Linked DNA regions of Homo sapiens: region 2 is linked to region 1. The links are chromatin loops, found by intact Hi-C in ENCODE. Cell type or tissue: endothelial cell of umbilical vein. All regions are shown on one strand. Links, peaks and the distances in the headings refer to the core of each region. The heading gives the core; the rest is flanking DNA.

What was found. A loop is a pair of places that touch in the nucleus more often than their neighbours do. Peaks named below come from ENCODE experiments on the same cell type or tissue, not always from the same donor. Only the 100,000 strongest peaks of a DNase experiment are listed, where the experiment ranks them.
Region 2: it touches region 1 in a loop (13-fold over the local background); 2 of 110 quality-filtered maps call a loop at or near these places.

Annotation. Positions count from the first base shown.
Region 1 is chr17:38,528,700-38,543,884 of GRCh38, forward strand. SRCIN1 (SRC kinase signaling inhibitor 1) reads right to left here. Exons shown (of 19, transcript NM_025248.3): 18 at 15,124-15,185; 19 at 1,332-4,732. The coding sequence ends at 4,598. Among named protein-coding and RNA genes, the nearest start is that of SRCIN1, 70 kb to the right of the region's middle. In endothelial cell of umbilical vein, for the core only: a CTCF peak has its summit at 8,686 (motif pointing left); no DNase peak of the experiment used is centred there.
Region 2 is chr17:38,418,021-38,433,205 of GRCh38, forward strand. ARHGAP23 (Rho GTPase activating protein 23) reads left to right here and starts at 10,444. Exons shown (of 24, transcript NM_001199417.2): 1 at 10,444-10,528. The coding sequence starts at 10,466. RefSeq lists enhancers at 1-459, 3,367-4,295, 5,882-6,527, 10,608-11,517, 11,518-12,425 and 2 more. In endothelial cell of umbilical vein, for the core only: a CTCF peak has its summit at 5,813 (motif pointing right); DNase peaks (open chromatin) are centred at 5,841, 8,001, 10,221, 11,081 and 2 weaker places; H3K4me3 peaks cover 2,104 bases; H3K27ac peaks cover 4,788 bases.

The sequences.
Region 1 (15,185 bases), core at 3,779-11,778:
CGCAACTGGGGCCCCTGTGATGACTGGAAGATTGTGGCTCCAGGACACAGTCACTACCTTCAGGGATGGAAGTGAAGTGATGCTGAGGGGGGAGAAGAGATTCAGTAACATGCCAGCCCTCAGCCACGCAGAACAGCTGGAAGGCTGCCTCGGGGACTCTTAGAACATGCTGGAACAGTGGCACAGCCTTCAGAATTCCGGGAAAGCCTGTAAAACCCAATCAGGACCCATGGCATACACCATGGTGCTCTGTGTAGCAGGTGCTGCTTTGCTGTGGCTGTTTGTGCATATGTGTGTACATACCTAAAGCATAGAGGTGTCAAATGCATTTTGTATTGTTACCACTTTACGGGTTTGAAAGCTGCTGCATCTAGAAAAGATGTTTGTGGCCGGGCTCGGTGGTTCACGCCTGTAATCCCAGCACTTTGGAAGGCCGAGGTGGGCAGATCACTTGAGCTCAGGAGTTCGAGACCAGCCTGGGCAACATGGCGAAACCTCATCTCTACAAAAAATACAAAAAAATGTAGCCAGGTGTGGTGGCAGGCACCTGTAGTCCCAGCTACTTGGGAGGCTGAGATGGGACAATTACCTGAGCCCAGGGAAGTTGAGGCTATAGTGAGCTGTAATCATGCACTCCAGCCTGGGTGACAGAGGGAGACCCCGTCTAAAAAAAAGAAAAGAAAGAAAAGATGGGTGGACCCCCACCAAGGGTCATCTCACTCAAAGGGCAGGAGGCTGAGACCCAATTCAGGGGACTACTGGAGGTCATCAGCCCTGCTTGGTTTCAGGGTAACCGTGGGCTTTGGTGTCAGGCAGAGCTGGATTCAAACTTACTGGTTTGTCTACAACCTACCAGTTGTATGACTCTGGGTAAGATGCCCAACATCTCTGAGTTTTGTCACTTGCCTGAGTAGGTAGTGCCGGTAGCTACCTCACCGATGGTTGTGAGGGTTAGGCAGGACACCTCCTGGAATGCCAAGCTGAGAACTGGTTTTTTTTGTTTTGTTTTTGTTTTTTGAGACAGGTTCTCGCTCTGTCATCCAGGCTGGAGCGCAGTGGTGCGATCTTGGCTCACTGCAACCTCCACCTCCTGGGTTCAAGCGATTCTCATGCCTCAGCCACCCGAGTAGCTGGGATTACTGGTGTACACCACCCCACCTGGCTAATCCCAGGGGCCCTGTTCTGTCCTCCCCCTCATGCTCTGCCAGCTGAAGGCCAGTGGCTGCCAGGGATTCCCCACCTGCCACCCCACCCATCCCAGCACCTTCCAGATCCTCCAGGGTGAAGCAGAGAAATAATGAGACATCAGCCTATAGGAAGGAGATCCAGGAGAGGAAAAAGAAACAAGTTTTATTAAAGCCCCAAACACTTGGCTAGAAAAACTGAAAAGGAAAGAGAGCAGGGAGCGGGGGAGAAGAAAAAAGGACATTAAAAAAGAGAGACAGAGAAAACACAGCAACCCTTTTCCATTTAGAAATTGTCAAGTTACACCGACAGAGGTCACAGAATATCCACAGAAGCCATCACTGCTACACCAACATGGGCCCTACAGGGTGGATGGGGCAGGGTGTGGAGCCGGGGCTCACCCCGGGGGGCCCCCTGGGGACCCCACTCAGAGCCTCAGGCCTGAGGCTCCTGGGGAAACAGCATATTGTGGAAGGGGCAGGAAATCCCCCATGCGAGTAACACAGCACAGTGGGCGGGGGCTGAGAGGACCAGGTACAGGGGTCCCCCGAGACGTCTTAGTTTTCTCTTGGTCAAGCACACACTGATGGACAGAGCAGCGAGGCGCATGCAGCTGGGGGCACTGATGTGCTGCAGGCTGTGAGAGGGCCAGCGGGGACGGGGGCTCAGGAAGGGATCTGGAGCCAGTGGTGCAGGGATGATGGAACACACGCACACAGAGGCACACCCACACACTTGGGTCTGCACCAGCACACATACCTGCACACACACACTCGGAGACACAGATTACATGCACCTCCATGTATGCGTCTCTATCCACATGTACGTGGCCCACACACAAGTCTCTGGCTCTCGGCATGTCTGCACACACATTACACATGTTCTCACACACAAAGCTCCTCTCACGCTAACATGCAGGTAGGCACGTGCCAATGCCCAAACAGGTTACATGCACCTATGTGCCCACGCCTTCCCCCACACATGTGCTCGGCCATGCCTGTGGGTGCAGGCCCCATGCGTCTGCACACACAGTGCATGGGCTTGTGCCAGCACACACACAGGCTGCACGCAATTCCACACGGATGCCTCCCAGCCCATAAATGTGCAGGAACCAAAGAGAAAGAAAGATGCAAATCCCACTGGGCTTCACCCGAGCGGGTGGGGCGGGGCACGTGGCTCCCTCCTTCTGCCCCTTCGTGGATGGACACTGCCCCCCCCACCTCCCCCACAAAGGGACATTCAACTCAGGACAATGACGGTGGGGCACACATTCCAGTCACAGGGCTGAGGGTGGGAGCTGGGGGCAAGCGAAGTAGCAAGCAGAGAGTAATGGAGTGGAGGGAGGAGGGGGCACCACTCCCCCCTCCCCTCCCAAGTCAGGGGGTCTCTGTACAGCCAAATCAAACCAGACCATTTCACTGGGACCACAGAAGCCAGGCCGACGTGCCCGCCCCCCAGCCCCCCTCCCCCGCCAAAACAGTGGCCAGGGAGAGTGCCGTGGTTTTCTTTTTTTTTTCTTTTTTAAATATTTATATATATTTATATTACGTATATTATATATATAATATGTAAATATATTTTTAAAACAATATAAAATGTTAAGACACTTCACTTAAATGTAAAGAGTTGCCTGCAATTAAAAGTAATTGCATCATTTATGAGGTCCTTTTTTTTTTTTCTATTTTCCAGGGTTTTTTTTTTTTTCCAGGAGGGATTTTTTTTTTCCTCTTTTGTTATTTTTCAAAAAGGCTTGCTCGCCTTGGTACAAAAATGATCCAAAGCTAGAAAACAAGGATGAACCAACAAAGGCAAAAACAAAAAAAGAAATGAAGAAACACAACCCGTTTCCCCTCCCCCCAAACCTTCAACAGCTCCCAGCTCTCCCCAGGTGCGGACCTTCCCCAGCCAGGCCCCAGGGTCTGGGGGGCTCTGCCTTCTGCGCAGCTCCTCCTTTCTGTGCTTGCTATGGGGGACTGATTCTAGTCCCCCTCCCCTGTGCTTACTTCACTTTGTGCTCCAAGTGGGAATCCTGCGGCCGGGGACCCCGCTCCTCCTCCTCCTCTTCTCCTATCCTCTCCCTACCGGCTCCTCACTGTGCCCTCTGGGGGGCCAGGAGTGAGAACCAAAATTGGCCTCTCTCTGCCTCCCCAGGACCCGGCCAAAAGCCAGGCGGCACTGCCAACCGCCTCTGCAGGGCAGGCAGGGCGTCCACAGGCCAGGGGCGCTGGCTGGATGGTCAGGCCTCAGGGACCTTCAGACATCTCACCAGGGTCACCAGAGCCCCATTGAAAAACTACGTCTCATCCTTTCCTGGGAAAACCCTCAAATTGCCAAGAGGATGACTGAAGTTCAAGTCACCCCACCTGCGGGTCCCAGGTGTCTTCAGTGCTCCCCGTCAAGCCCCTCTCGACCCTCCCATTTCCCTCAAACCAGACCCTTCCCCCAACTGCAAGCCACAAAACCTGGTTTTCTAGGCCCCTCACTCTTGCCCACCCCATCCCCATTCAATAAGTTAATGCCATTTAAAGTGCTAAATCAGGAAACTAAAAGTACCAAATACCCGTCCGGGCCGCCCTCTCCCAAGGCAGTGTCCCCGATATCCGGCTGTCCGTGCAACCCACCCTCCACAGCCAGCAGACCAAAGGGCCTCTGCCCTCCACTCCCCACTGGACGGCAAGGCCCAGGAGGCCAGCGCCTCCCCAGGGATACAGACTCCATGGCCTCACACCCACCCTGAGGCCTCTCAAACTCCGGCCTCGTCTCCAGCCTGTCCGTCTCTACTCCAGGCCCACTTGGGTGTGAGTGGGAGGAGGCAGAGCAGCCACAGAGGAAGTCACAGTCTTGTCGGAGCTTAGACAGGGAGTGGGGCATCTCCAAGGCCAGTCTCCCTAAGCCCCGCTCTCTGGCTTGATGTATGGGTTGGTCCGATGTCCCCGCGTTCCTCCAGGAAGGTATCGAGAAACGGGAGAGGGGTCTCCCACTGCTCCAAGTCTCCGTGGTTCAGAGTTTGTTTGGAGTATTCTTGGGAAGTGAGGGGAAGGCGGGAAGGGGGTGCAGGAGCTTCAGGATGGACTGGGGGAAAGAGTGGTGAAAGAGAAGAAGGAGAGATGTGACAGGTGCGGCCAGCGAGAGGCCAGCTGGGATCAAGGAAGGTGGTGTGTTTGGTTTTTAGTTTTACTGTTTAAAAAAAGATAATTAAAAGTTAATTGTTAAAAAAAAAAAAAAAAACAAAACCAAAAACACCAACAGATGATGGGTAGGGGTCGCTGAGGAGGGCCGCACCCTCCTCTTCAGGGCACACCCCTCAGGGCGTCTGGAGAGTAGGGTGGGGTGGGGTGGAGATGAAGGAAGAGAGGGGAGAAATGGCAGGAGTGAGGGAGGGGGACAGGCGGGGCAGCGGGGTGAGGGGCTTCTAGAAGGAGATGGAAGAATTCCTTGCCCCAAAGGAAGTCAATACAGGGATAGAGGTTCTGGAAGCCGAGGGCTTTTCTGAGACTGGGCTCGAGGTCTCATTCGACCCGCTCATCTCTTTAGATGGTTTAGTGGCCTGGAACAAAAACAGGGGTCAGGGGTCAGAGAGCGGAAGGGAGCGCCTCCATGCTGGCCCCCAGCTGAAGTTTTAAAAGTGGAAAACCTCCACAAATCCAAGGAAATTAACTGCAAAAGGAAGAAGCCAGAGGGGCATCTGGAGAGAGGGGTCCCTTGAATGGTGGAGGGGTGGGGGCAGAAAAGGGGGGGGAGGGGGCACGAGGTTGGACAAAGGGCCTGGGTGGTCAGAGGGCAGGCCCATAGTTACTGAGAGCAGAGAGAGAAGCAGAGCGACCAGAGAAGCACAGAAGAGGCCGCGCCCAGGATGGGCAGATGGGGAGGTGGGGGTGGGGGAGGGCAGGGGAGGGGAGGAAGAAGTGAAACATTAGCTGGGACAGGGGCACAAGCCCTGCGGGGGACGGGGGTCAGGGTGGGGAAAGGCTCCTAGTCCCAAATGGCCCGCTGTACAGCCAGAGCCCCTTCCAGCTTCATCCTGGTGGCAACAGAGGAGGGGGCTTATCCTCCCAGGGGGGAATAAACACTTCAAAGACCCCGTCCACCACCACCACCACCACCACCTGGAAATCTGAGAAGAAGGCGCTGCCGCACCAGCCTCCCGCCCAGTGCAGGAGGCCCCACTGCATGCCCTGCAAGCACTTGTCGCCCCAGTTGGTAACAGGAGGCTACTCCCTCATGACTTGTCCTGCCCTCACTGGTCAGTTCTAGTGGTCAGAACTGACCCCTCATCCTCCTCCCACCTTCGGTGGACTCCCGCAACTCCACCGGTCCTGGAGGCTTTTCCTCTGCAGCTGCGGTCTCCAAAGTGCGGTTTGAGAGCTACGTGCATTACCTCATCACCTCCAGGGGCCACCCTCTGGCATGCATCGTGAATGCAGATTCCTGGGCTCCCCTCCAGAATCCATCTCTTGTGTGGGCTCATGAATGTGCATTTTAAGCAGGTGCCCCAGGTGCCTCTGCTGCACACTTACCTTTGAGATCCACTGGATTAAGGCTACACAGACCCAGGTTTCTCCTTGTAATTGTACCCACTGTCCCTCCTGGCCTTGCTTAGCTACTAGTGTGAGAACTGAATCACCCAGATTTAAAAAAAGATCCAAAAGATAAGACAGGGCGCTGTGGCGAGTCACCAGAGACCACCCTGAGGTTAGGTCTGGGCAGGGTCGTTCACTTCCCTCTACTATCACCCTGCTGCTACGGAGTTTTCTCAGATGCCTTGCAGAGGAGAAGCTAGAGTCTAAAGCAAGCCCTGTCTCCAGCAGCCTGCCCAGCTCACAGTAAAGAACCAGCGCTGGCTGCAATCACCATTTCTCCTTTACAGGTGCACAGATGGTTGGTTCCACGATTCACCTGGGTTTTGCTCACTACAGTGTAGTTTGCCATCTACATTTCCCTTTTATGAGAATCAAAACAAGGGCCGGGTGTGGTGGCTCACACCTGTAATCCCAGCACTTCAGGAGGCTGAGGCAGGATTGCTTGAGCCCAGGAAGTCAAGACCAGCCTGGGTAACATGGCGAGACCTCGTCTCTACTAAAAAAAAAATTTTTTTTAAATAGCTGAGTGTGATGGTGTGTGCCTGTGGTTCCAGCTTCTCTGGAGGCTGAGGTGGGAGAATGGCCTGAGCTCAGGAGGTGGAAGTGGCAGTGAGCCATGACTGCACCACTGCACTCCAGCCTGGGTGACAGAATGAGGCCCTGTTTTTTTGTTTGTTTGTTTGTTTTGTTATTTATTTATTTAAGTTAAAGCGAAAATTCCCCATTTGGGTTTTCTTTTTCTTTCTTTTTTTTTTTTTTTTGAGATGGACTTTTGCTCTTGTTGTCCAGGCTGGAGTACAATGGCGCAATCTTGGCTCACGGCAACCTCCGCCTCCCGGGTTCAAGCGATTCTCCTGCCTCAGCCTCCCGAGTAGCTGGAATTACAGGCATGCGCCACCACGCCCGGCTAATTTTGTGTTTTTAGTAAGACGAGGTTTCTCCACGTTGGTCAGGTTGGTCTCAAACTCCCCACCTCAGGTGATCTGCCCACCTCGGCCTCCCAAAGTGTTGGGATTACAGGCGTGAACCACCGCGCCTGGCCCTGTTTGGGTTTTCTAACCCCTCTCCTCTGCTCATCCATTACTCAAGGGAGTTCTAGGGGGTCCAGGGCCCAGCCACAGGGTCGTCAGATTCACGCAGTCCTCAGCATGTGTCAGGCATGGCCCCTGCCCTCTCTGTGCCCCCAGTACCTGGGCCTGGAGACAAACTCATCCAACGGGAACCAGAGGCTCTCTGACCACTGTGTCACTTACCTTGGGCTCAGTCCTGCCTCTCCTCTGCTCTAGCCTTTCCCATTTAAAGTTCTTTCCCCCAAAGCCAGGTGAGAGGGAAGCACTGCCCAGTTCCCCCTGATGTCTCTTCACACCTCACCATGTCCCCCGGCAAGGTGCTGATTCTCCCCGGTTGTCCTTTTCCCTCTGAACTGATCTTTCTAGGTAAAAGCTGCTTTTTCTGCTCCTACCCCTTCAGCATTTTTCAAGAGCCTCATTCTATTCCAAGTTTTGGTCTTGGGAACACTTGTCTTCCGGCACCACCACCTGGCTTCTGTATTCAGGCAGGTGATGTGCCTTCACCCAGTTGAGGTACCCCTTCTCCCCCCAACAGCCAGTGCAAGACCTTTAGACATCCAGCTTCACCAGTTTATGGGGATGCCTCGTCCCCGTCCCGCTTCTTCATGGAGACCACTTCTGCAACATGTGCTTTCTAAAATCCTCTCGGGTCATCTTCCCTCCCGGGAGACTCTGGACACACCATCCACAATCCACTCTCCTGAAGTTGAGGGAGCACGTCCAGCTGTGCCCGGTGACCCCAGCCTGTGCTGCTAACCCTTCTCAGGTGACACAGCTGCTGTCTCTGAAGGTTCCTGTCATTTCCTTTCACCCATCATCCTCCCCTGCTGATTCCAATTATGTCCAGAGAAGCAGAACTTTGTTACCTTCGTGGCAAGGCAGAAACCTCACACATGTCCAGCTTTCAGCTGGGGGAGGCATGGAGCACTGAGCTGGTCCCAGAGGGCACCACCCTGCACACCTCCCTCTTGCCTGGGGATCAGAGCCGGCCACCTGCTCTCGCCAGGTCCATGTTCCCGAGGCCCTTCACATTCTGACGCCCAGATGTCCAGACAAGTGTGGAACCTCTCGACTCTACAGACCCCGCTGACTCCACCTCCAGGGCCATTCCCAGGGCCACCCTCCCTAGCCCCCATGCCCTCCTTCCTTGCTAAGCCCTGCCTGGGTCAGGTATTGAACCATCAGGAGAAGCTGGGCTTTCCCCAGCCCAGAGTGGGGGATGTGGGGATCATGACAAAATCTATGGCAATTGGAGAAATTCCTTTCTCCTTGCCAGTGACTGATTTAGGAATGGGCAGTGAGATAAGAGGTGTGGTCTGTTGGAGGCTTCTGGGAAAGATTCTCCAGCTTCTAAAAACAGCTGTGTGAGGCCGGGCTCATGCCTGTAATCCCAGCACTTTGGGAGGCCTAGGCAGTCAGATCACTTGAGGCCAGGAGTTTGAGACCAGCCTGGCCAACACAGTGAAACGCCAACTCTACCAAAAATTACAAAAATTAACCAGGCGTGGTGGCGTGCACCTGTAGTCCCAGCTACCTGGGAGGCTGAGGCAGGAAGATCGCTTGAATCAGGGAGGTGGAGGTTGCAGTGAGCCGAGATCGCACCACTGCACTCCAGCCTGGGTGACAGAGCGAGAGACTCTATCTCAAAAAAAAATTAAATAAATAAATAAAAACAGCTGTGTGAAGCCGGGCTTGGTGGCTCATGCCTGTAATCCCAGCACTTTGGGAAGCTTAGGTGGGTGGATCACCTGAGGTCAGGAGTTTGAGACCAGCCTGGGCAATGTGACAAAACCCCATCTCTATCAAAAATACAAAAAATTAGTGAGGCTTGATGGCGCCACCTGCAGTCCAGCTACTTGGAAGGCTGAGGCGGGAGGATGGATTGAGCTTGGAGAGGTTGAGGCTGCAGGGAGCAGAGATCATGCCACTGCCTGGGTGACAGAGTAAGACCCTATCTCAAAAATAATAATAATAAGACTGGGCTCTGTGGCTCATGCCTGTAATCCCAGCACTTTGGGAGGCCGAGGCGGGCGGATCATGAGGTCAGGAGATCGAGACCATCCTGGCTAACAGGGTGAAACCCTGTCTCTACTAAAAATACGAAAAATGAGCCAGGCGTGGTGGCGGGCACCTGTAATCCCAGCTAATCAGGAGGGTGAGGCAGGAGAATGGCGTGAACCCAGGAGGCAGAGCTTGCAGTGAGCAGAGATCGCACCACTGCACTCCAGCCTGGGCAACAGAGCTAGACTCCGTGTCAAAAAAAAAAAAGAAAGAAAAAAAAATAAGGCCAGTCACGGTGGTTCACACCTGTAATCCCAGCACTTTGGGAGGCTGAGGTGGGTGGATCACAAGGTCGGGAGTTCAAGGCCAGCCTGGCCAACATGGTGAAACCCCATCTTTACTAAAAATACAAAAATTAGCTGGGGGCAGTGGCAGGCACCTGTAATCCCAGCTACTCGGGAGGCTGAGGCAGGAGAACTGCTTGAACCCAGGAGGCAGAGGTTGCAGTGACCTGAGATTGTGCCACTGCACTCCAGCCTGGGTGACAGAGCGAGGGTCCATCTCAAAATAAATAAATAAATAAATAAAAATAAAAATAAAATAGGCCGGGTGTGGTGGCTCACACCTGTAATCCCAGCACTGGGAGGCTGAGGTGGGCGAATCACGAGGTCAGGAGTTCGAGACCAGCCTGACCAACATGGTGAAACCCTGTCTCTACTGAAAATACAAAAATTAGCCAGGCGTGGTTGTGGGCACCTGTAATCCCAGCTACTAGGGAGGCTGAGGCAGGAGAATCACTTGAACCCAGGAGGCGGAGGTTGCAGTGAGCCAAAGTTGCGCCACTGCACTCCAGCCTGGGTGACAGAGTGAGACTCCGTCTCAAAAAAAAAAAAAAAAATAATAATAATAATAATAAAATAATAAAAATGACAGCGGGACCAAATGCAAAGAAACTTGGGTCCTGATATCCTCAAGCTGCTAAATTCACCAACCCTGGAATCCCCCTGCTTCCAGCCTTCTTGGTTACAGGATACCTTTCCTTATTGTTTATCCATTTTGAATCAGGGTTCCTGTTCCTTGCAGCTGAAAGCATTCTCACTGATACACGTGAGGCCCAGTGTTGCTTTATTGATCTATTCGACCTTCATTTTTTGTTAACGTATCACCTTCTAGAATTCTCGTCACAAGCGCGATCTCATCGAGGCTTGCTCACACCCACGAGGTTATGCTCCCTGGCAGGGCAACAGAATCCAGCACTAAGACAGCAGAATTTGTAGCAGGCACACTCGGGTTTAAGTCCCAGCTCTGCCACTTTTTAACCGTGTGACCCTAATCGCATATCTCTCTGTGCCTTCATGTCCTCACCTGCAAACGGATAACAGGCCCCACAGCACCAGATGCACATGACGAGATGATGCCAACAGGGTGTAAGACCCGGCGCCCAACACCCTCAGTACACATGCAACAAATGGTAGCCATTATAGCGATTGTCATTTTAACCTTTCAGATTTGCTTTGGCTGTTTCCACCTGGATTGGGCCTGATTGGTGGCAAACTCATTCGCTCATTCACTCAACAAATATTTACTGAGTGCCTACGTATGCCAAGCACTATTCTAGGTGCTGTGGGGATGCAGCTGTGACAACACAGATTTACTTTAAGGTATAAAGTTGTAAACTTGGTACCTAACAGGTATGCTATCTGTCTTTCACTTGCCTCTCCATACCCCGGAACCAATTATGGGGGGGCTCACGTATGTTGCCCAGGCTGGTCTCGAACTCCTGGCCTCGAGTGATCCTCCTGTCTTAGCCTCCCAAAGTGGGGATTACAGGCGTGAGCCACTGCCCCTGGCCTCCCAGAACTAATTTCTGCCGTGCTCTGTACCCTGAGAGGCTGATCCTGGTCACTCCTTTGCTGACTGGACTCTGGTTGGGTTTGGCCAGTGGGGTCTGTGGCAGGGTGAGAGAGAGGTAGGTGGGGTGAAGTTCCTTCCCTGCTCTCTCCCTCCTGGGAGCTGTGTCACAGGCAGCAGCTGTGCCCTCCACAGCACAGCTCTGCTGCTCCCGCCCTCCGGGACTCGCTAAACACCTGCCCCACTGCCCTTCCCCCAGGGAGTCACAGCCTCCTGCTCTGAGATGTCCATGGGTACCTCGGCATCCCTTGTTTTCTCCCTCAATCCTCTGGTGTCGTCCTTTCATTAAAGTCTCTTCATCTGGGGCCGGACGCAATGGCTCCCAGCACTTTGGGAGGCTGAGGCAGGCGGATCACTTGAGGTCAGGAGTTCAAGACCAGCCTGGTCAACATGGTGAAACCCCACCTCTACTGAAAATACAAAAATTAGCCGGGCGTGTTGACACACACCTGTAATCCCAGCTACTCAGGAGGCTGAAGCAGGAGAATCGCTTGAACCCGGGAGGCAGAGGTTGCCGTGAGCCGAGATCACGCCACTGGACTCCAACCTGAGCAACAGAGCGAGACTCCATCTCAAAAAAAAAAAAAAAAAAAAAAAGTATCTTCATTTCAGCCATCTGAGAAGATAAGCAGTTGTTCAGCAAATTTCTTAGCCCTAATAGAAGAGGGGGTGTCCATAGCTTCAGGTCTACACAAAGCCTTGATCCTTGCACGCCTGGGAACCTGGCTCCCGTCCCTCCCTGGGATCTTAAGCACAACATTCACGGGCTTCTCCTCAGTCACTTCCTCTGACTACTCTGTGGGGTCAGGCACTGCTGCAAGGCACCTCCATCTTAGAACTTTCTTACTCCCAATTTCTGTGTCCCTGATCCCAGCACTTCTAGTCCCCTCCATCTCAACATTATCAAAGACAGCTTGGACTCACTGGATGAAGGAGAGGCCTTGGGCACCGCCCCCCCAATCCCCACCCCCGCCGGCCACCGTAGAGCTCACTGTGGTGTTCCAAGCTCTCTCCTGTACCTGGCATTATGTGAGCTCAGGACCAGGCTGGATACTTCTGTCCCCATTGTACAGACGAAGAAAGGGCCTGAGAAGACAGAGGGCTTTGACCAAGGCCACAGGCTGAGCTAGTGTGGATCGTGTCCCACCAGTGACCCGCATGGCTGGAGCACACCGAGGGTGTGGGTGCAGGGGCAGGGTGAGCTGAGGCTGCTGTGAAGGGCCCTGGGCCGCACATGAAGGATTTGGGTTGATCATCTGCCAGGGGCCGGGGCAGGGATTTTAAGCTGGCAGGGGTGTGTGTGTGTGTGTGTGTGTGTGTGTGTGTGACACACACAGAGACAATCAAATCTGCATTTTACAAAGTTCCCTCCCCACCCCCAGGTCTTGGGAAATCAGTTAGAGGTGACAGAAGTCACAAGGAGATCTTAGAAGACCGTGCATGTTGGTAGTGAGACATCGATGGTTTTCCCCTGCTTCTCTATACTTTACTGTTGAAAATTTCCACAGGGAGGCTGGTGGCGGTGGCTCACACCTGTAATCCCAGCAGTTTGGAAGGCTGAGGCGGGTGGATCACGAGGTCAGGAGTTCAAGACCAGTCTGGCCAATATGGTGAAACCCCATCTCTACTAAAAATGCAAAAATTTAGCCAGGCTTGGTGGTGGGCGCCTGTAATCCCAGCTACTCGGGAGGCTGAGACAGGAGAATCCCTTGAACCCAGGAGGCAGAGGTTGCAGTGAGCTGGGATCGCACCATTGCACTCCAGCCCGGGTGACAGTGTGAGACCCTGCCTCAAAAAAATAAAATAAAATAAAATAAAATAAAATAAAATAAAATTTCCACTGTAAACATTTATTACTTTACAAGAAAGAAGCCATGTTTATAAGAAAGGCTACTGGAGCACTGGAAGTGAGACAGGGGCACGGAGGGGCTTGGGAAGGCTGGGGGTGGGCGACCCTTCCTGAGGGAGACAGCAGCTGGGGCAGCCTCGTACCGGCTGGGGCAGCGTGGTCGGGGGAGCATTATGTCTGGACACACGCATTCGAGGAGCCTGGGGATGCCCGGGGAAGCGTGTGTGGGTGACTGGAGCTCAGAATGGAGACCTGGGTGGGGGCAGGGACTAAGCAGTGCACCTGGTGCCTGAGGAGAGGAAGGCATGGTGTGAGGAGAAGAGGCTGAGGAGTGGGGCACAGGAAGGGAAGAGGCAGGCAAAGGAGAGTCGCCCAGGCAGGGTGCAATGGCTCACGCCTGTAATCCCAGCACTTTGGGAGGCTGAGGTGGGAGGATCACCTGAGCTCAGGAGTTTGAGACCAGCCTGGCCAACATGGTGAAACCCCGTCTCTACTAAAAATACAAAAATTAGCCAGTGTGGTAATTAGCCTGTAGTCTCAGCTGCTCGGGAGGCTGAGGCACGAGAATCACTTGAACCCAGGAGGCGGAGGCTGCAGTGAGCTGAGATCACACCACTGGACTCCAGCCTGGGAGACAGAGCAAGACTCCGTCTCAAAAAATAGAGGGAGTCACCCAGAAAGGAGCCCAGAGGCTCCAGGTGGAGGCTGGGGAGAGGATGCTGAGGAACAGAGGGTCTGCACAGCCCTATGCAGGTGTGGGGGGGGTCTACAAGGCCACATGCTGCAGAGCAGTGGGGGAGGGGGGTGAAAAGAGCCCATCTCGATGTCACTGGAGACCCAGGCAACCCCGGAGATGGGGTGGAGGCTGGGCCATAAAGGCATGAGGCTGACACCACAGCGGAGGAGCTGGGCTCTGGGGAGGGAGGGACTAGGGTGGGAAACAGTGCAACATCATTAGAGCTGAGGGAAGGGGCTGCTGGAGAGGCTGAAGCACTTTGTGGTGGGGAGGGAGGCAGTCTGGACTTGTGTCCTGCCCCCCACTTGCTAGCCGTGTGGCCTTGGATTAAGCCTCAGTTTCCGCCCCCGTCACATGGGGGTAATAGACCTTCCTCAGTGTGGTGAGTGTGAGATGAGATAATGCGCATGCCTGGCCCCAGCGAAAGCTCTGTCAGTGTCAGCTGCTCTGCTGGGCACCCAGGAGGGTCCAGCCCGGACAGGACAAGGGGAACTCATCCCTGGCAGTGGCAGGAAAAAGATCTGGAGGTGGGGCTCGCAGGGTGTCTGGGGGCCATGAGGAGGCAGGTGGGAGCTGTGGAGAGGCTGCGGGGGGCTGGAGGGCTGCTTTTTGAGAAATTCTCCTGGGAGCCAGTAGGGAGGCAGGGCCTTGGGTGCCCAGGGCTGTCCCAGGGCCAGTGCAGGGAAGGGTTCCAAGATTCCTAGGTCCCGATCCTGGCTGTGATGCCACCTTGCTGTGCACCTTTGGGAAGCCCCTCTCCTCCTCTGAGCTGCCCCCTCATCTGAAAAAGAGATGGACTCACCCATCTCTAACCTCTTGCCTCTGAGTCTAGAACCTTCTCTAACGTCTTGCCTCTGAGTCTAGAACCTTCTTTAAGTGAGAGCATCTGGACATATCACAGCCCCCACCCTCACACCCAGAATGGGCCTGTCATACAGGAGCTGCTCATAAATATTAACTAAATCAAACGAGTGCACTAAGGGTCTCTCACAACATCTGGGTCCAGGAGCCACCCTGCAGCCTCTGACCAGGCCACAAGGGCAGTAAACACCCACAGGTGAGGTATGTCCACTCTCCACACAGCCTCCGCGCCTGCTCATTAGACCTGAAAGAGATTGCGGCATCCCTGCAATTCCTGCTGCACCCCTACCCTTCCTGAGGGCCAAAGTGCCTCGCCCTGTCCCCACCCAACCTTGCAAAGACGGGAGGTGACCCCACTGAAACCCAAACACAAGGCTGAAAAGCAGATGCAAAGTTGGCTTCTCCCTTGGCTAGGGGTGGCCTAAGAGCTAAGAGGGAGACCAGGATGAGAGTGGGGCCCTGAATAGCAGGCGGAGCCCTGGGAAGAGGGAGAGGGAAGCGGAGAGAGAAACAGAGTGGCAGGAAGCAGAGGGCCACAAAATCCCCCTTCTGCACCCCAGGGTAGGCCAGGCCTGAGAAGGGACCCAGGCGTTGGGGCTGCTGGAGTCACAAACTCGCTCGCTCGCCCCTCCTCCAGGAGCCAGCAGTGGCAGCTGGAGAGTCTTCTCTGTGTCTGAGTGAGGGAACTCCTGAGAGGGGAGGTGCCTGGTTGAGAACTCATGTGCTAATCTAGATCCAAAGCTCCGGGATCGGGAGGAGGAGGGAGAAGACGGTTCAGGGGGTGGGTGGGGCAGTCCTGGCAGGGAAGGTCTGTCTGGGAAGAGGTTGGGAAAGCTGGTCACGGGAGCAGGGGCAGGAGATGCCCAGTGGGGCAGGGGCCCGGCATGCAGCAGAGTGGGCCTGGGTGGCCCCCACAGTCCCCGCCCTCACCTGCTGCTGGGCCTGGATCCGCATGTACTCGGCCCTCTGCTTGCCATGTTTGCTTTTGTCGG
Region 2 (15,185 bases), core at 3,654-11,653, 110 kb before region 1:
CTGGCCCACATTCCTGTCTCCCTGCCCCCAACATGCCCCCCACACCCAGCCTATAAAGCCCCCTTTGTCTGAGCCACTGAGGATCTTAACTCTCCCCATCTCAGCTTCCCACCCCCTCTCCCTCATCCTCTGGTGCCTAACAAAGAGGCCAGGGCTCAGTGAGAAGTGGTGAAGCCACCTTCATGCCAGCCTGGGCATTGGCCCAGGGGGTGTGGGCAGCCAGTGCCTGTAAACCAATGCCTCCACCCCACCGCCCACCTCGGGGCAGGTTAATTTCCACCCTTGTCCACTGGGGATTGCGTACCCCTGCCCAGGGCAGCGTGCCCACCTCTCACATGACCATTTATGTGATGCCCCTCTCAGTTTGTCCTGCCCTGTCAGATGCAGAACAGAGGGCAGTGGGTGGTCAGGAGCCACACCTGATGGAGGGTGTCAGAGAGCGAAGGTGTCTTTTTGCCATCTCCTTGGTCTTCACCAGAGTGGGCGGCCCCGCTGCCCACACATTATGTTCTCCAGTAGTATCTGGGGGTTCAGATCCCCCTTCTCTGGGAGTGGATAAACAGATCAGCCCCCTCCTCCTGCTTGGCAAGTGCCAGGAACATGGCTCACTGGGTGGGCAACAGGAATCCCCATCTCTTTTTCCCACACCCAGCCAAGGGCCTCAGAACACCTTCAACTATAGGCTGGACGTCGGCAACAGCTCCCTGTTCCCACAGCGATCTCGAGGTGGGGGTGGCACAGTGTCTCCCTGAGTCCCAGTGCTCTGGGTGTCTCTGGCCTGCTGTCAGTCACCCCCTGCAGCGGGTCGTCAGCTTGGGAGGCAGTTGGTCTGGGATCAACTGGGATCAGCTCTGTTGCCAAGGTGCGGTGAGACCGCTGGCAAGCCACTCTCTGGCCCCTGTAGCATGAGAGTAGGGTCCTTCCGACTCCGATGAGCCTCAGGAATGAGGAAAGCGGCTTCGCTTGCAGGGGTCTCCTCTCCCCTAGCAGCGCCCCCAGGACGGGCAGAACAGGGGGTGCCGGAGCGGGCTAGCCAGGGATGTGCGAGGGTCGGGTGCGCGTTGTGTGTGTGTTCGAGTGTGTGTGCCCCCACGTGCGTGCGTGCGATTGTGCGGTTGCCTGTGAGCGCGTGTGCTCGCCGGTGCGCGGTGCTGCCACGGGCCGGGCGGGGTGAGGAGGGGAGGGGGCGGGCGGAGGGGCGGGGCCGGCGGGGCGGGGCGGTGCGGGGAGGGGGCTCGAGCGCTGACACCAGCCGCTACTTGCGCTTGGCGGTCGCCGGGTGCAGCTGCCCGGACAGGGCGCATGGAGGGGCCGCCTCCCCCTGCGCCCCCCGGGGCCGGCGCGGCGAGGACGGCATAGCAGGGCCCAGCATGGAGCAGGTGAGCGGGCGCCGGGCGTGGGTGCGCGGCCGAGAGGGGAGAGAGAGCTGCGGGCGTTGTGACCCGGCGAGGTGGGCGCGCCGAGCGCCGAGGGCCGCCACCGAGGGAGGGGTTGGGGCATTGGAGCTCCGGGCGGAGCGGGGGCTCTGGGGGAGGGATGGGACTGATGTGACACAGAGCTCACACACACACACACACACACACACACACACACGAGTACTCCCTTATCACTGACACCTAGGAAGGCGTGTGCAGAGGGCACCTCTCTCCCCACCCCCTTTCCAGAAAGAGATCACCCACACGGAGAAACCCCCATCCCCACTTGGTAAGGGTACAGCCCCTGCTCCCTGAACCCAGGCCCAAGGAGGCTACAGACTCTGCAGAATGAAGGAGTGGGTGGGCTCTGTGCCATATGACTACTGGTTCGTTGACCCCCAGTCCCTCCTGGTGGGACCTCAAGATACGCCGGTCCCCTCCCCCTACACATCAAGGGGTTTCTTCCAGCCCGGCTCCCCTCCTTTCCCAGTCACAGCAGCTGCAGCAGCTGCTGCCACCATTTCATGTCAGTGAAAAGATGGGGTGGGCTAAGAGGCTTTCTCCAAATGCACCCCAAAGGCAGAGCTGCAGCCCCAGCCAGGTTTTGGGAGGGGGGTGCTGCCTTCCTTTCACACAGGCTCCATCAGAATACACTGAGTGTGGGCTGGGCTCAGTGGGCGGGGATGAAGACCCCCTCTGGTCAGAGTTCTCATTCCCTGCACGGAGCTCAGCAAATCCCAGACAGGCTGGACCAGTCCCCTTCAGTGAGCAAGGGGCTGTATCCTGACTTGCAGCCCCCTGATCTAAGAGAAGCCAGCAGCCTGATGGGGGGCAGAGCGAGGGGGCTGCTCCAGGGGTTGCCTTACTCCCTTCCCAACCCCCACTTGGGGTGAGGTCTCAGGTGGGGTCTGGAGAGGCGGGATAGGTTTTCTATTTGGGACACACCTTTCAGTGCTCAGCCGCCCTAACTCCCTTCTTTTCCTGGCCCAAGTTCTTTGGGGCTGTTCTGCCTAAAGCAGTGGCTGGGGGCCCTGGCTCTGAGACCCTCCCCTCCAGGCTGAGCACAGGCCCCCTATCACTCTGGCAGAGGGCTTGTGGGTGGCCTGTGATGGTGGTGAGGAGAGGGGTGAGGAGGAGTGGAGGGTGAGGAGTCGGGGGAGGTGGAGTCCGTGGAAGGGGTGACCCTAAGTTCTGGGGGGTTGGAGAGGGGCACTGGGAGGCATAAAGTGCTCTGGGCATCCTCCCTGGGCTGGGTGTGAGTCTGGGGCGGGGCTGTGGCTGGTCCAGTTTCCAGGCCTGTTTGGCATCTTGGGCATTAATTTAAATGGCCAATGGCAGCTCCCCAGAGCAGCAGGCCTGGCTGCTATTGTCATTACTGACTGAACACAAAAATAGTGGTAGGGCGGGGAGGGAGGGAAGAGTAGTAAATGCCACTGAATTGCTCACTGTAAAATGGCTAATTTTACGTTACGTGAATTTCACCTGGATTTTTTTTTAAAAGAGGGGCAGGGCTAGGGGCCACTACTGCTTCCTGTCTAGAGAATCCTAAATGCATCTCACTGGGCCTGCAGCTCAGCCTGAGTTGTTCCTCCAAGTAGCCCATCTGCCCATCATTGGCCTTCATCAGCCCTCCGTAACTGTTCTGGGGATCAGCCGCTTCCCCTTTCCCAGAGGACAGACCACAGCCTGCTCCCCTGTACCCTCCCCTGGGAGGAGAAACATCAAGGGGAGTCAGGACATTGGGCTTCTGCCCTTGGCTCCATTACAGAATCATTGGGAAGCCTTGGACATTCATCCTGTCTGGGCTGCTGTGAAATCTCTGCCAGCTATGCCAAGTGGTGGCTTCTTGGTCCTTTCTGGATGTCCTAGGACACCTCTGCCAAGCACAGCAGCTCAGCCTGTCCCCTGGACTGTGAGGTCCCTCCCCACAGACATGGACTCTGATGATCGGCACACTCTCCGAGGTGCCTAGGCTGATGTGGTTAACGCCCGGCTTTCTGGATGCACCGGAAGCGTGGTGTGTATGGAGTGCGTCTGAAATCAGAGCTTCTTTCATTGCACCAGGGGAAGCTCCTATTTTAAGTTTCCCATGTGCTGAGCCCTCTTGTAAAGCAAAGAATCCTTTTATAGTGCGTGAGCCGCCGATGTGTCTGTTTGGTATGTGTGGATTTTGGCATGGAGGGCTTCCTTAAAGGGGAGCATGCCTGGAATCTCTCACGGGGGCTGGAACTGCTGGGTGGGGTGAGTGCCAGGACTGAGGGGCTTGCCCCACTGTGGTCAGTCCCGCCCCTCTTTTCTCCTCATCTGACTCCCAACACTCCCACCCAGGGCTGGCTCAGGGCCAGACAGAGGAGAGGGGAGCAGCTGCAGGGGGATTTCCAGAGCTTCGACGGGGAGGTGGGAGCCTCCTCTCTAATCCCTTCCCCTTTGCTTCCTCTCTCTTCCCTTCCTCTATGTTCCCCTTCTTTCCTCTTTGCTCCTCTCCTTCTTCCCTTCCAGAAGGGCAAAATGGAGACAGGGAGGAGGATGGGTCCCATGTGCAGTGATGTGTGGGGACCAGGTGGGGCTGGGCAGGGGCTGGGAGCCTGGAACAGAAGCAGGAAGAATTGAAAAGCCCTATGTAGAACTGTAGAATTTAGCATCCTGAGCTGGAATGAACTCCCTGGCCTGACCCCTCCCAGAGGGATCATTCGATAGAAAGAGCAACATCAGACTTCGGCTAGAATCCTGAATCCTAGCTGGGAGATCTTGGACAAGCTACTTAGCCTCTCTGTGTCTGTTTCCTCATTTACATAGCGGGGCTAATAATACCCACCTTACAGTGTTGTCATGGGGACTAAATGAAATAATGTTTATAAAGAGCTTGGCACATAGTGGGTGCTCAACGTATTTTAATTCCTTTCCTCTCCGTCTTGGTGTTTGCAAGCCCCTGCTGAGTGACGGCATGGTTTTTGTAAGGCATCTTTGAGCCTCGCGCACACTCACTCATACACAGGGTCCGTGCCACCGGCCTTCCCTGACAGGGTGTCACACAGTGAAAAGCCTGCTGGGCTGGGTTTCCCAAACGTAGTTTCCCTAAAGATGGCCAGTTCAGAGTGGCAGGGGTGGATTTTCTGTCGGCCACCTCCTGACCTGACATGGGGCCTCGCTGGGTGTGGCTTGCTTACCCTGCTGCCAGCTTACCCTGCTGCCAGCTCAGACAAGATGCAGCCTCTCGCTCCCGCCGTAGCCAGCTGTCCAGAGGTTTTCTGCGTAGGCCCCAGCTGCTTGGCAGATTACCAGAGCTCTTTGGCCCCAGCCTGGCCATGGGTCTTCAGCCTCCCTCCCCAAGGGGTGTTCAGGTGGGATTCTTCTCACAGGATTCCTGGGAGACCTGACACCAGGGATGAGTGGGAACTGGCATCATCTTGAGTGGACCATTGCCCCACCCTCCATCATTAAATATGGTCAGTGAGGTTCACTCTATGGGATGTCTGGGGCTGTGGCCAGCGCCTGTGCCCCACCCTCTCCCTCCTTTCTCTGACGTTTGCTAGTAGAGGGCTTTGAGGTCTAGGACAAACCCTGCCTGCCTCCCAAGACCCCTTCTTCCTCCCCTAGTCACTGGAGGCTCCTTCTTGTTTTGCTCAACACTGTGCTTGCACCACAATCTCAGCACCATCCCAGGCACCCTTTGCTGTGTTTGTTGCCCTCCGTGGAATATGGGGACGGTTCCCTCCCTACCACCCAACACAGCAGTTTGCATGTACTAGGTGCTCAATAATTTTTTTTTTTTTTTGAGACGATGTTCTGCTCTGTCACCCAGGCTGGAGTGCCGCGGCATGATCTCGACTCACTGCAGCCTCTGACTCCTGGGTTCAAGCGATTCTCCTGCTTCAGCCTCCCAAGTAGCTGAGACTACAGGCACGTGCCACCATGCCTGGCTAATTTTTTGTTTTGCTTTTTGTTTTTTTTTTTGAAACAGAGTCTCATTCTATCGCCCAGGCAAGAGTGCAGTGGCATGATCGCAGCTCAGTGTAACCTCCATCTCCCCAGTTCAAGCAATTCTCCTGCCTCAGCCTCCTGAGTAGCTGGGATTACAGGCGCACACCACCACGCCTGGCTAAGTTTTTGTATTTTTAGTAGAGATGGGATTTCACCATGTTGGCCAGGCTGGTCTCGAACTCCTGACCTCAAGTGATCTGCCCTCCTCAGCCTCCCAGAGTGCTGGGATTACAGATGTGAGCCACCGCGCCTGGCCAATAAATGTCTTTTGACTTGATTAAATGGGGCCCCTCTCGCTTTGGAGATACAAACTGTGGTGGGGGTGTTGCCTGTGGGGGACAAGTAGAGGACCTGGGGGCTGAAGCCATAAAAGTGCAAGAACCGCTGTCCCCTTTAGTCCTGCCCTGCCATCCTTCTCCACCAGGGGATGCTCTTTCTCCTTTGGTGGAAGGGCCTGAGCTGGGGCCAGGTGTAGGTGCCCGTGCCCCATAACCCACCTTTCATACATTATGGTTTTTCCTTTTCAGCTCACAGAGTTTTTCAGATTCTTTGTCAAATGTGAGCCTCAAATCAGAGGCAGGCCGAGAAGGCCTTATCGTTTTCATCTTACAGAGGGTGAAACTGAGGTTCTGAGAATATACTTGTTCTCAAAAGTCATACAGCTACTGGGGGCTGGGGCGCAGGGAGGGTGCAGCACGAATTTGAACCCAGGTCTTCAGATTCTTGATTCAGGGCTCCTTTGAGGACATCATAAACCTGGGTTCCTCCTCTGGAGCCCCACCCTCCAGATACTTTTCCTCCAGTCCGCTCATCACGCCCTCCTTGCGTCCCCTCCGGCTGTCTCTCCTTGGCACCTGCTCCTCAACCCAACAGCCTGCTGAAGTCTTCCCCACCCAAACAGACACCTGCCTTGTCCACACCCACCTGTGCTGCCTGCCTGTCGCCTGTCCCTTCCTGTTAATGCTCAGTGGGCAGATTCGACTCCCTCCTCCCTGGGGCCCCTCCTCCCTGCACAGTCTGACCCCCACACCCACTGGCCCCCGAGGCTGTTGTCTCTGCCCCACACAGTGCCACCTTCTCTGGCTGCCTGCTTCCTCCCAGTCCTTGTTGCCTCCTCCTTCTCTGCCTACCCCCAAGCCAGGGTTCCTCTCACTCTTCACTCTCCCTGGAGAATCTGAACCACACCCCTGGTCTCAGGGACTACCAGAGTCTCTAGCTCAAGCCTCTCTTTCAGAAGATGGACCCACGGTTTAAGCAGCCTGTCACCATTCCACCAGCCTCACAGCCTGCGGGTTAAGTGTATAGACCCTGGAGCCCAAATGCCTGGGTTCAAATCCTGTGTGGCCTTGGGTAAGATACTTGAGTTCTCTGGGCCTCATTTTCCTTATCCATAGAATGAGGATTGAGATCTATTTCACAGGCCTTTGTGAGGCTTAACTGGGATCTCACATACAAAGGACTTCGTGCCTGGCTTGTCCCCTCTCTCTGTGAACACCCTAGACAACCTGATATTCCAGGCCTTGGCCTTGCCCTGCACTCTTCCATTTCCTTCCTCCTGCTCACCAAATCCCAGAGCCTCTGTTGTTTGTTGCCCCTGCCCCTTGCTTTGGTACCTTTCTCCTAGAATCACTTTGCTTGCCGCCCTCCATTCCTGTTCCCGTTATGTGCCACGGTGGCCATGGCACATCGCTGCTTCAGCTCCCTGCCCCAAACCAGGCTAGCACGGAAGCGCCTCTGGGCAGCCCCTCCAGCGTCACACCCCCGCCTGTGTTTCCTTCCTCATCCCTCCATGCTTCCTGCCCATAGGCACCCTCCACTTGGCTCCAGCCACGATGCCGATGCCGGAGCCTGCTCTCTCTCCTGCCTCCCTGGTTCGCCCTGAGCATCACTCTCCCTGGAGTGCCTTTTTCCCTATTCCCACTCTCCCCTGCCCCATCCAGGAAGCCCAAGAAGCTCAAGGCACCTCCTGGGGAAGCCTCCTCTGCTTCTCCAGCCGAATGTGCTCCTGTGCTGGGAGTTCTTTATAGAGTCACAACTGGAGGAGACCCAGGCCCCTCAAGGGAAGGATCTAGGCCTCACCTCTGTATTCCCAGGGCCAACCTACCCCACCCCCTCCTCTCCTCTACCCCCTCACATAGTAGACCTTGTGAATGAAGGATGGTGATTGGGCTGGGGAAGGAGTTTGGAAAGAGGGGGAGTATGAGGAGGGTCCTCAACCAGGGAGACTCTCCCCATGTTGGGCTCTATGGCTCCAAACCCCAAAAAAATAGGGTACAGGAATACAGTGGGTGCTGGGGCGGATGGCAGGATGCATGGAGTGAGACCCAGAGTGTCGAGAGAGGAAGGGGAGCCCGGATGGAGAGGAAGGTGAGGAGGAAGAGCAGCTAAAGAAGATAGATGAGGTGGGCTGGGACAGGGTGGGGGTGCAGGTCAAGGTGCAGGAAGAGGTGGGAAGGGCGGCAGGGTGGGGAGAGAGCCGCACTTTCTGGGAAGTGGGAGCGGGTGGGGGAGGCTGTGCAGTGCATTGTGGAGGGAGGAATTCGCCTGCCGGTCAGTGTGAGCTCATTTCCTCTCACCCCCTCCTGCGGGGTCTGAGGGCATCAGGCTCTGGAAAAAGTGAGCCAGGGGCACCCCACGGCCACCACCCTCCCTCCTCCCCCATGGCCTCAGTTCAGTCTGATTTCAGATGCCAACCTTTCTCCCTCACAGAGACAACCCTTTATCCTGGGAGGAAAGGACCTCTGAGCCAAGGTGGCAACAAGCATTGGACCACTGGAGCTACAGGGCAGAAAGAGACAGGAACAGGGACCTGGTGGAAAGTTAAGCAAGAAAATCCAAGCAGTAGGCCAGGCGCGGTGGCTCATGCCTGTAATCCCAGCACTTTAGGAGGCCGAGGAGGGTGGATTACGAGGTCAAGAGATCGAGACCATCCTGGCCAACATGATGAAACCCTGTCTCTACTAAAAATACAAAAAATTAAAAAATTAGCCAGGTGTGGTGGTAGGCGCCTGTAATCCCAGCTACTTGGGAGGCTGAGGCAGAAGAATAGCTTGAATCTGGGAAGCAGAGGTTGCAGTGAGCCAAGATGGCACCATTGCACTCCAGCCTGGGCAAAAAGAGTGAAACTCCATCTCAAAAAAAAAAAAAAAAAAAAAATCCAGGCAGTATGACAGATTACAGTTAGACAGCAGGAAGGACTTTCCAGAAGTGGAGGCTAATTCTGGCTGCACATGACCTTGATAAAAAGGGATGAGGAAGGGAGAGGAGTCATTTAACTGCCCCTCCATTATTATGAAACAGAATCCCTTTCTCTTGACTGCCAGGGGATTTAAAATACATTAAATAAAGCATATGAGCTAAACCCCAGTCAGTATCTCATTCCTCAGGTTCACAGGAGTAGGGATGGCCTAATTGTTGTCTGGGGCACCCCAACCCCTCTAAGACCTGAGTTCCCAACCCTGATCAAGGTTAAAGGGGTGGAGGTCTTGGGGCTGCTCGGCTCTCAGGGGTCTCCTTGCCCAAGGAAGGTGGTGACTCCAGCAGGCAGAGCTGGCCTTCCCGCTTTCACTGCCTCCTCTCTCCAAGTCCTATTTTATCCTCCGCCTTCTTTTCTACATAATCTGGGAAAAGGAATATGGAAGCCCCTTAAACTGAAAAAGTCATGGGAAAGAGGTAAGCATAAGCTGGAGGAAGTAAGAAGCAGGAAGAATGGGAGTTAGATAGTAGAAAGAATTTTCTAGCTATTTTCTAATAATGAAGGACAAGGCCAGGCATGGTGGCTCACGCCTATAATCCCAGCACTTTGGGAGGCTGAGGCAGGCGAATATCACTTGAGGTCAGGAGTTTGAGACCAGCCTGGCCATCCTGGTGAAACCTCATCTCTACCAAAGTACAAAAGTTAGGTGGGCGGTGTGGCATGGGCCTGTAGTCCCAGCTACCTGGGGAGGCTGAGGTGGGAGGATCACTTGAACCTGGGGGCAGAGGTTTCAGTGAGCCTAGATTGTGCCACTGTACTCCAGCATGGGTGACAGAGTGAGACCCTGCCGAAAAAAAAAAAAGGAAAAGAAAGACAGAAGGACTGTCCCTCCCTGGACTGTCAGGGGATGGGCTGGAGGGGGTCCTTCTGGGGGACAAGGAAAGAAGCTGGCTCAGGACCAGGGCATCTCTTTAGGCCCAGCTCAGAGTGAAGCCAGGAAGGGTGGCTGTGGGGTGCTGGTGATTGGGAGCCTCTGCTGTCACTGCTGTTCACTGCAGAGCAGGACTGTGGGCTGGCCCCATGGCCTGAGCCCCAGGACTGGCTGGGTGGGGGTCCGAAGGGCTGGGGCACCTGCCAGCCTCTCTTCTATGCTCGACTCCCCCTCCTCTCTGGGATCCTGGGCTGAGACTCTGGCTGGGAGGGGCTTACCCTACACTGAGGGGCACCCCGTCTCCCCACCCCCTGCACTAAATCTTCCCTTGTGTCTCAATGTCTAGGGGTCTCTAAAGGGAAGGGGGCCTCTAAGCCTTTTTCTGTCTTCCCCCCTTTCTGATCCTGGGTCTCCTCATCTTTGTTTCTGACTTTCTCTGCCTCTCTCTGCGCTGTCTCTATCTTGTCTCTGCCTTTCTCATGCTTTCTGGGTCTCTGGATCTCTGTTTCTGACCATCTCTGGCTGGCTGTTTCTCTTTGCTTCCCTCTCCCTCCCTCCCTATCCCCGTGCTAGTTCTGGGTTCGGTGCCCTTGTCCTCTTTCCTGGGCCTGGATGGCCCTCTATCTGGGCCGGTCCCTTAGAGGCCGGGCAAGCGTCTCCTGGAGACCGCCTCTCTTCGCCAGGCTGGGCTCTGACGTCCAGCTCTCAGGCAGCGCTCGCCTCTGCCTCAGCCCGGTTGCAGGTCTGTGGCCCTTGAGCGAGGCCGCCGGGGCACCCAGAAGGGAGCGCGGGGTGGGTGGTGGGAAGGGGGAGGGGCGAGGGGGCGGACCCCGGGGGGGGCCCCCCCACACCGCGCTCGGCCCCGCCCCCGGCCCCGCCCCTCCCGGGTCCCTGCCGGCGCCCCCAGCCGTGCCCCGGCCGCAGAGCCGCCGCTGCCACCCGATGAATGGAGTCGCCTTCTGCCTGGTCGGGATCCCGCCCCGCCCGGAGCCCCGGCCCCCACAGGTGAGGGTGCTGGGCCAGGGAAGTGGGCGGGGCCGGTAGCTGCTGGGGAGCGGGCTGCCAAGCCAGGGTCGCTGCGACCCCGCTCGCCCTGCACAGCCTGGGGCGCACGGTGGGCGCGGGCACCGCGGGCACCGCTGCGGGGAGATTCAGCTGGTGGCAGGCCCGGGAGGGGGCCCGAGCAAGAGCTGTCCGGGGTAGAGGGGTGGGAAGGACGGAAGCAGGCAAGGGGTCGGGACGGGCACGGGGCTGTCAGGACAGGGGGCACAGACCCAGGTGGCGGTGCCAGGCCCCCAGCGGCTGGGCAGCGGGGGCGGGAGGCCCGCGGCTTTTGTTCGGGTTTTTCAGGCGGGGCGCCTGCCGCCGTTTCCTCTGCCCGAGTTTTCGTTTTCCGTTGGCGAGGCCCCGGCACAGCTGGAGGGAGAGGGGGTGGGGGAGGGGGTTCCCGGAGCGGGACGTCCTCCACTAAGGCGTCCGGACACCCCCTCCCCGCGCCACACTCGCCCCCTGCCGGGTCGGACTGCGGGACGGGTTGCCAGGCGCGGTTCCGCCGCCCTCCTGGATCCTGGGGAAGTTCTAGACACAGGCCCAGGACCCCGGGCTCTGCCGGCGAGGCTGCCCTCCCCTCTGCCCTCTCCGACCGGCTGTGGGTGGGTCAGAGCGCGGGGTGCCAGGGGCATTACTCAGCGCTGGGCTGCTCTGCCTGGGTTCTTTCATCTGCCAGCTGCTGAGGCTGGGGAGGGGCCAGCAGGGGCCTCCCAGCCCCATCCCCCCATCAGGGCCATTCCCTTACCTCTGAGCCTGGCTGCCCGCCCTGCAGGAGCCCCCCAGCAGGCCTCCCTGCTCCTAAGTTGAAGGGTTGAACACTGTCAGGCCAACAGTTTCCCTGAGCTCGGAAAAGAAATTCCCCGGGGTCCAGGTTGAGGTCAAGGCCAGGGCTGAGGCCTGTTCCTCTTTAGACAGGGCTGAAAGACTTGGGGACCCTCCTCCCCAGCTTTCCCGGCAGTGTTGAAGGTGGGATCTGGTGCTTGCAACTCTTTTGGAGACTGGTGTGTTCCTTGGTTGCTGGATGTGTGTTCAGTTCTCCCTCAATCTGCATCTCTCCCCGACTCCCTTCAGCCAAAGTGTGTTTCCTAATTATGAACTTGAAATTCAGGATGGACGGGGGGTGGGGGTGGAGGTCATGAATCCAAGCATGAGTCCCTTGGATTCAATCCCCCACCAGCAACACATACTTCATCTCTATCCCCTGCACCCCTCTCTGTCTCCACCCCAACCCTGCGGCCTAGCTGGGGGTGAGTGGCTTTTGATCCCATGTGGTTCTCCCCTCTGCCAGGGCAACAGACCCCATTCCCCAAAGTGACAGCTCTCACTGCCATGTGCTCCTTGGCATGCGATTTGAATCTCGATTATATAACCAGTCATTTCGCCTCCAAAGGCAGCCCAAAGGCCCCCGGCCCCAGCGGCTTCTTCCACTTGCCCACAGTGTGGTTGGGTCCACCCCAAGGTGGCTGGGAATTCCAAGATCCTGCATCTGAGGACCTGACCTCTTCTTGGGAACCATGGGAGCAGTAAATCCTCTACATTCAGTGCTGGATTCAAAGGCCTCAATAATAATAAACAGGAAGAATGGGAGTGGGCAGGGTAGGTGTTGGTGTCCCATTTCACAGAGAGGGTCTGAGCCTATGTAGTGACAGTGCCCAGGCAAGAACCCAGGACACTTGAGGGTAGTCAGGGCACAAGATGAAGCTTGGGGAGGAAAGCTGTTAGGAAGGTGTCTGACTACGGGAATAGGTCAGGCTTGTGTGGATCCCAGCCCAAGCAGAGAAGGACTGGGTGGGGGGAAGAGGCCCTGTGCTTGTGCCCCTCTCCTCGGGCTGACCCTGGCTCACGGGGAAGAAGTGCAGCATTCTTGGCATGGATGGGAGTGGGGGTGAGGGAGGGTGCTGGTTCTGAGCAGAGCAGTGCAGGAGTGGGTAGTGGATTGCTTCATCCTACATTGCAGGGATACTCAGAAGGACTTCTTGATGTGTAAGGTTAAAAGAGAGACTACAAAGCAGCAGCATGGAAGAAGTTACAGTGTGAGGGACTGCAGTTAGATACTCAGGAGAACTTCTAGGGAGGGGCTTGTGACCCACAGCATCCCAGGCTAGCCATGCAGGGAAGTTTCCTCCAGTATAGTGGGTCAAGTGGATTCTTGTGAAGTTGGATTCCAATGTAGAAACCTGGAGATGGTCATTGGAGATATCAAATATTCCAGCAAATATATTCAAATGAGCACTGGTGCCTGGAAACAAAAAATGTGTTTTTAAGAAAGGGGAGTTGCTTTCACAGTATAGCTCATAGTTAATACACAGACAGCAAAAACTCCTGGCCAGTATTTATAAAAACTACCTCATTTGATCCTCACAATACCACTAAGAGGTAGATACCATTATTATCCCCATTTTACAGTTGAGGACACTGAGGCATAGCCAATATTGCAGCCCAAATCACACCCCCAGTGCACTGTGGAGCCAGGGTAGGAATGTGGCAGTCTGGCTCTAGAGTCTGGCTCTCACCCTCACTATCTGGCTTCTCAGGACCTGCTATGTCCCGCTGTCACTCCCACCCCAAATCCGTGTCCATTTTCTACACAGCCCAAGATCAAGGTCAGCTTCTGGCTGGATTGCAGCTTAGTTGCTTGTCTTTTGTTCTATTTCTTTACTCCTCCAATCTTTCCCACCCTGCCCCATGCTAGCCCATAGCACTGGGCCAGGGCTCGGTTCACTGGTGTTTTCCTTCCAAAGGGGCATGAAGCCCTGCTCTGTTGGCTGCAGGGGTTCAAAGGTAAGATATTGGCTTGGTCAGGGATTTGGACAAAGCCTGGTTTTAATGATCCTGCTCTCACCATCTCGGGAGAGAGACATGAATAGGGCCTGTGGGAGCTGGTGCTGCCTTTCCCCTAGCACCCTCCACCCGCTTCAAACAACCCGCCTTCAGATCCAGGCCCCCCTGTTTCTTGTGAAATTGTGCCAGTTTGTCAGCAGGGCAGTACCAATCTGTGCCAGGTGGGTGTCTCCTCCCCCATTGCCTCAGTGGGACATCAGGCTGAGATGGCCTTGGGGCTGGACTTTGGGGAGATTTTAAAGCCCTTTTGGGTTGGGGTGTATTTACCACCTGTCAGAGTGGGTGAGGACCAAAGGGGTGATCGTGTCCAACTCTGTTACGCTACAGTGGGGAAACAGACTGGGGAGTGCCCAAGGTCCCTCAGCCTCGGCAGACAAGGACCCATCTTCTGACTCCCAGCTCCCAGGCCATGCCTTTCCCTCTGTGGTTGGTTCTGTCCTTCGTGGCCCCCCTCAGTGCAGGGTTCATGGACTGGGCTCCAAGAGGGAGAGGGGAGGGCAGGGAGCTGCAGGGATGAGTGGACAATGTATCCTGTTCATCTCTGTGTCCCCAGTGGCCAGCACAGAGCCTGGCACAGAGCAGTTCTCCATAAATGTTTGTGAAGTACAAACCAGGGAACAGCCCCGCCTGTGGCCCCCCAGGGCGCCCCATGCCCAGCTCTACCCCTGACACTGTGATGTTCCATCTCATATCCGTCTACCCTACCAGGTAGGAGTTATTTGAGGCCGAGAAAAATGATAATAGCAACTTCTTCCATAGTGCTTACCACTATGTTGGTATATTACCATCACCCCACTTGACAGATTAAGAAACTGACACAGGCCGGGTACAGTGGCTCACACCTGTAATCCCAGCACTTTGGGAGGCCAAGGTAGGAGGATCACTTGGACTCAGGAGTTTGAGACCAGCCTGGGTGACACAAGGAGACCCAATACCTACAGAAAAATTTTAAAAATTAGCTGGGGCCAGGAGCAGTGGCTGACACCTGTAATCCCAGCACTTTGGGAGGCCAAGGCGGGTGGATCACCTGAGGTCAGGAGTTTGAGACCAGCCTGGCCAACATGGTGAAACACTGTCCCTACTAAAATTACAAAATTAGCTGGGTGAAGTGACACACACCTGTAGTCCCAGCTACTTGGGAGCCTGAGGCAGGAGAATCGCTTGAACCTGGGAGAGGGAGATTGCAATGAGCCAAGATCACGCCATTGCATTCTAGTCTGAGTGACAAGAGCAAAATGTAGTCTTAAAAAAAAAAAAAATTAGCTGGGCATGTAGTCCCAGCTACTCGGGTGGTGGAAGTGGGAAAATCACTTGAGCTGGGGGGTTCGAGTCTGCAGTGAGCTGTGATTGCACCACTGCACTCCAGCCTGGGCAACATAATGAGACCCTGTCTCAAAAAACCAAACCAAACGAAACAAAAAAGCTCTGCCTGCCTTCAGCCTGCTGAGGTCCAAATTTTAGATGTACTCCTTGTTCACTGTGTGCCCTTGGACAAGTTACTTCATTGTTTTAGCCTCGGCTTTCTTTTATTCTTTTGAGGCAGGGTCTTGTTCTGTTGCTCAGGCTGAAGTGCAGTGGTGTGAGCTTGGTACACTGCAGCCTTGAACTCCTGGGATCAAGTGAGCCTCCCTCCTCAGCCTCCTGAGTAGTTGAGACTACAGGTGCATGCCACCATGCCCAGCTAATTTTTCCATTTTGTATTTTTTATAGAGACAGGGTTTTGCCATGTTGCCCAGGCTGGTCTCAAAATTCCTGGACTCAAGTGATCCTC